Regions from separate parts of the Homo sapiens genome. Here region 2 is linked to region 1. Evidence: read pairs that join two places in POLR2A ChIA-PET (ENCODE). Cell type or tissue: CD4-positive, alpha-beta T cell. All regions are shown on one strand.

What was found. ChIA-PET counts read pairs that join two places held together with the same protein. Peaks named below come from ENCODE experiments on the same cell type or tissue, not always from the same donor. Only the 100,000 strongest peaks of a DNase experiment are listed, where the experiment ranks them.
Region 2: POLR2A ChIA-PET joins it to region 1 with 11 read pairs; 7 of 35 experiments call an interaction of 5 or more read pairs at or near these places.

Annotation. Positions count from the first base shown.
Region 1 is chr16:68,378,338-68,380,837 of GRCh38, forward strand. All of the region lies in intron 2 of SMPD3 (sphingomyelin phosphodiesterase 3), which reads right to left. Among named protein-coding and RNA genes, the nearest start is that of PRMT7, 69 kb to the left of the region's middle. RefSeq lists enhancers at 1,196-1,698, 1,699-2,199. In CD4-positive, alpha-beta T cell, no CTCF peak of the experiment used is centred here; a DNase peak (open chromatin) is centred at 1,290.
Region 2 is chr16:68,268,281-68,270,780 of GRCh38, forward strand. All of the region lies in intron 2 of SLC7A6 (solute carrier family 7 member 6), which reads left to right. Among named protein-coding and RNA genes, the nearest start is that of SLC7A6, 5.0 kb to the left of the region's middle. In CD4-positive, alpha-beta T cell, no CTCF peak of the experiment used is centred here; DNase peaks (open chromatin) are centred at 1,201 and 2,271; H3K27ac peaks cover 1,984 bases.

The sequences.
Region 1 (2,500 bases):
AGGACAGAAAGACAGAAGCGGATGCCTTTCTGAGTGATGCAGGTTGGACACATCCACGCTAATTCCCGAAAGCCACATCCCAGGTAGAATTGGGGTCTGGGGTCTGGCAAGAACATGTGTGCTGTGGCAGCGGCTCCTACAGACACAGGTGTGCCAGGTAAATGCCTGTTCATCCATCTAGATCCAAAGCACCTGCCTCCTTCTCCCTGCAGTCCTCCCTGACCTGCACACCCCCCCACCCCCTCAGTCTGTCACTCTAATCAGGCACGTGTCTGTTTGCACGTCCTGGATGGAGCTCCAAGTCTCGGCACCACCACAAGCCTGAAGCCCACCCTGCTGCACTCCACAGGGAGGGCAGTGAGCCACCCAGGCCACTCAGCACCAGCCCTCCTGACCTGGAAGGTCACACAACCCAGCTAGACTACCCTAAGCTCTCCCTGGAACCCTTACTGGGCCCTTTAGGAAAGAGGCCTGCATTTTATCTGAGATGGAAGGTTAGGAACCTGAAGCTTCTGGAACCTTCTTTGAGAATGAATCCAATTCAGAGGAAAACAGACCTTAGGGCTGGAAGGAAAGAGACCAAGTCCTAGAGACATCGTTGAGCTCTGATCTCCCCGCACCCAAAGCCAGCACAACCCACAGACTTTCCAATTAATGATTCAGCAGTTCCCCTTTTCCTTGCTCTAGTCCCTTTGAGTTGGTTTCTGGCATTTGCCACCAAATGGATCCTGTCTCAGATACAGCTATGTGATCTTTCTAAAATGCGATTCTATCAGGTCCTCTCCTGTGCAAACCTCCTGTGGCTCCCCGTTGACGTCCCACTGGGAAAAGTGGAGGCTCCCCTGAGTCCTGGGAGGCCCTGCAGAACCTGGTGCCTCTGGCCTGTGCCTTATCGGCATCCCTTGGGAGACCACAGTGGAGCAGATGCTGGGAGCACAAACTCTGGTGTTGGACATGCAGGGCCAGGTCGACCTGCTGGATATTGGACAGGCTGCTCAACTGACTGTGCCTTAGTTTCCTCACATGTTAAGCCTTGGTAATAACCGTCTCTCAGGGTAGTTGCAGATGGTGCACGTGCAGCACCGAGTGTGGTGCCTGCCTCATCTCTAGGACGCTTATTTTTATCATTTTGCTATCACTGTTAATTCCCTTGCTGCAAAGTCCTGAAGATACAGCCGGAGCCTTCAAAGTCTCCTCCTCTTGAGGCTGGTTTGCCTTACAAAGAGGGTTCTCTGCTCTCCCAGGTGCATGGCGAGGACAGTGCAGGGGACGACGTCAGGGCCTCCGTCTCCTCGCAGGAGGTTATCAGAGCCATCTGTTGTGGGCTGCTTGTGCGAGCCCAAGGCACAGGCTTCTGCAGAAGCCAGGTGCAGGCAAAGGGGCCATACAATTTTCAAAAAGAAACTTTTCACAGGAGGTATTACTGCACCGTGTGATTTCTGAGAATAGGAACAGGCTGTGAGCAGCTCTGGGGCACTCCTTCAACCAGCCAGCCTCGGCATTTCCCTGGCGAAGTCAGAAAGCCCAGATGAAGCCAACTCGGGCGTGACTGGAAAGCAAATCTCAAGCCAGGTGAGTGGTGCACGTCCTAGAGGTGCAAGAGCCAACGTGATGTTTCAAACAGCAGGACCCCTGGGTCCAGGCCCTTGTGCCACGGTGACATGGGCAGTTGCCCTGGAGGCATGGGCCCCATCCTAGGGGGACAGCTGAGTTTGAAGACCTGACTGCCCACTCTCTACCACCTGTCACTCCAAAGTCATCTATTAGTGACCACAAAGGGTGCCAGCAAGGAGAAGGCTGGATGGAGGCTGGCACCTAGACCCACGTCTGAGCCACACCAGGCAGCACCTCCTCTCATTCCTGTGTTCTGCTCACAAACCAGCCTGACAACCAGACTTATCTGCCAGAGTTTGCAAGGGCAGAAGCCCGCAGGGCTCCCGCCAGTCCTATGCCCTCATGGAGGCTGAGCCCAAGACAGAGAGGAGGCCAGGGGCAAAGTCTTGCTTCAGGATGAAGATGGGGAACCTCCTCCACCTGAGGCAGCTCCGGGGCCGAACTGGAGCAATCACAGGCCACAGCTGAGCATCTAGCCAGGCAAGGCCTCCAACCTCAAGTGCTCTGAGCCTGCCTGGGTGCTGAGGCCTGTGCCTGGGCTGGGCCTTGCAAGTCACCAAAGCAAGGGATCCTGGAACACCAAAGCAGGTCACGTCACCTGCTCCCGGCTGACCAGCGCCACCTGCATCCTCAGGAGGCCCTCTGCCCTCAGCACCACCTCTGCCCTTCATAGGAAGGAGACCAGGAGGGCCTTGCTTCTCTCAGGTTCTGCTGTTGAGATTTCTGTCCCAGCCAAGTCCCTACTTCCCTGACATGAAGGCTGATGTTAATGGTTCATGAGCCTAACAAGGCTTGGAATATGCTTTACTTAAGAGGGGATGACAGCATACTGTCTGTGGGAGTAGAATTTTAAACACAAGTCCACACAAATGTTAGGATTTAGGCA
Region 2 (2,500 bases), 110 kb before region 1:
TCCAGGTAGATAGTGTTGGGATTGAACTGGAGGACACTCAGCTGGTGTCCCTGGGGAGAAATGATTGCTTGTTAGTGGGGAACCCTCCCCCTCCGGCATTTGGTCACAGAACTCTTCTGTGTTGATTATTGTGGTGTGAGAGTACACAGTAAAAATGGTTTTGAGTTTTTCCAAACATTCTCAATAGCATTTTTTCCTTTAGTCATTACAAAAATTTTGGTTTCAAATCCACTTTGTAAAACTTCCTTTGTAATCGAGCTTTTCCCCCCTTTCATCCCGTTTTCTGATGTAATTGAATTGTGATAAATTCATTTATTCCAAAAATTGCTTGTGGCAGTTTCGTGGTTAAATTTTCATGGGGAAATTTTGGTAGTCTGTTAAATTCCTTTATTACCTGCTGCAGGAGACTGCAGGAATTTAAAATTTTTAAAAATTTTTTTGTTGGCTGGGTGTGGTGGCTCACGCCTGTAATCCCAGCACTTTGGGAAGCCGAGGCAGGCGGATCACCTGAGGTCCCAGGAGTCCGAGACCAGCCTGACCAATATGGTGAAACCCCGTCTCTACTAAATACAAAAAATTAGCTGGGTGTGGTGGCGCATGCCTGTAATCCCAGCTACTCGGAAAGCTGAGGCAGGAGAATAGCTTGAACCCAGGAGGCGGAGGTTGCAGTGAGCCAAGATCGCGTCATTGCACTCCAGCGTGGGCAACGAGCGAAACTCCGTCTAAAAAAAAAAAGAGCAAAAATACGTATTAAAAAATATTTACCTAGGCTATTTGATATTGCCCCACAGGTTGATGTTCTGTTCTATTTTTTCACTTTCTCCATTTTGACCCTTTTGGTTTTCATCTCACTGCTAAAGTTCCACATTTGTTTCTGCATGCTGTTCAACTTTTTCAGTAGAACCTTAAATGTATCAAACACAATTATTTTAAATTCCTTGTTTGATGTTTCCATTATCTGGGTCATCTCTCAATATGGTCCTATTGATTACTTTTCCTCTTGATAGTGGGTTGTTTTTCTTGCTTTTTTTATGTTGCTTGTAACTTGTTACTGATTGCCAGATACCGTGTGTGGAACAGTAGAGACTGAGGTATATAGTATTTATTTTGGGAACTGGGTACAGCTCTTCTTTGCTAGACTGTTTGTATGGGAGTTTGAACTCCTAGTCAGGAGACAGTAGTGTTTGGGTGTTATTGTTGCTATGGTTACGTTAGGTGCACCAATGACTTCAAATTCTTCTCATGTTTCCTTGCCAGCTTACGGTTGGTTTGCAGGAGGGAGGCTTTTTCTCAGTGGTTATCCTCCATCCATACCCTCAGTTTATTAGCCAGGCATGGTAGTGCACACCTGTAGTCCCAGCTACTTGGGAGGCTGAGGCAGGAGAATCCCTCGAACCCAGGAGGTGGAGGTTACAGTGAGCCAAGATTGTACCACTGCACTGCAGCCTGCGTGACAAAGCAAGACTCTGTCTCAAAAAAAAAAAAAAGAAAGAAAAAAGGTCTCACTCGGTCATCTCACTCTGTCACCAAGGCTGGAGTGCCCGTAGTGCCATCATGGTTCACTGCAGCCTCCCAACTCCTGAACTCAAACTTACCTCTTAGCTTTCTGAGTAAATAGCTGGGGCTATAGGCGTGTGCCATCATGCCTGGCTACTTTTTAATTTTTTTTTGTAGAGATGGGGTCTTGCTATGTTGCCCAGGCTAGTCTCGAACTCTTGGCCTCAAGTTCCTCCAGCCTTAGCCTCCAGAGTAGCTGAGATTACAGGTGTAAGCCACTGCGTCCAGCCACCCTCAGCTTTAGGATTTCTCTGTGCACCTATGCCTCAGTGCACAGTCTCAGTGGTAGACTACTGTTGCTTGTTCCTGGGTGCTTGCTAACCTGGTGGTAGGGAGTAGGGATTTCTCTGTTGTCTGGTTCAGCCTCAGTCTTAAGCAGGCCCTGTTTGTTTCCCTGGGTCTTGGGAGTGGATCTTTCTGGGTGCTCCTGCCCTTTTCCCAGGAGAAAGACACCTCCGGTGGTCTTGCCCAGAATTTCCTACCCCTCCTCCAGGCATAGAGGTTTTTTTTTTCTTTTATCCTGCCCCAGCTGCCTCAGGAGTGACAGAGTTTGCTGCCCTTTCCCAGGGGTTTATGGTTTTTATTCTTTAGAGGAGAAGGGTATAGGTTGGCCTTTGTATTTTCCCTCCCATAAGCCAGCACTACCAAGAGCGGTTTTCTCAGGTTACTTGCCCAGTATTTCTTCTGAGTAACCACTGAGGTCTATGGAAAAAACCTGAGTGTCTGTGGCTCTTACTAACCCACACTTGACATTTGGTAATTTTTAAAAAAATTTACTTGAATTCTTCTGACTCACCTAAATGGTGGTCTCATCTTTCTCCCACTGCCACAGGTGAGCCAGACCTTGTATCTCTCTATCTCCCTGGAGGTGGCTGTCTTTCCATCAGTTTCAATCTAGTTGGTTGCCCTGTAACTTCAGCTTTCTGATGGCTCCAAGAAAAAT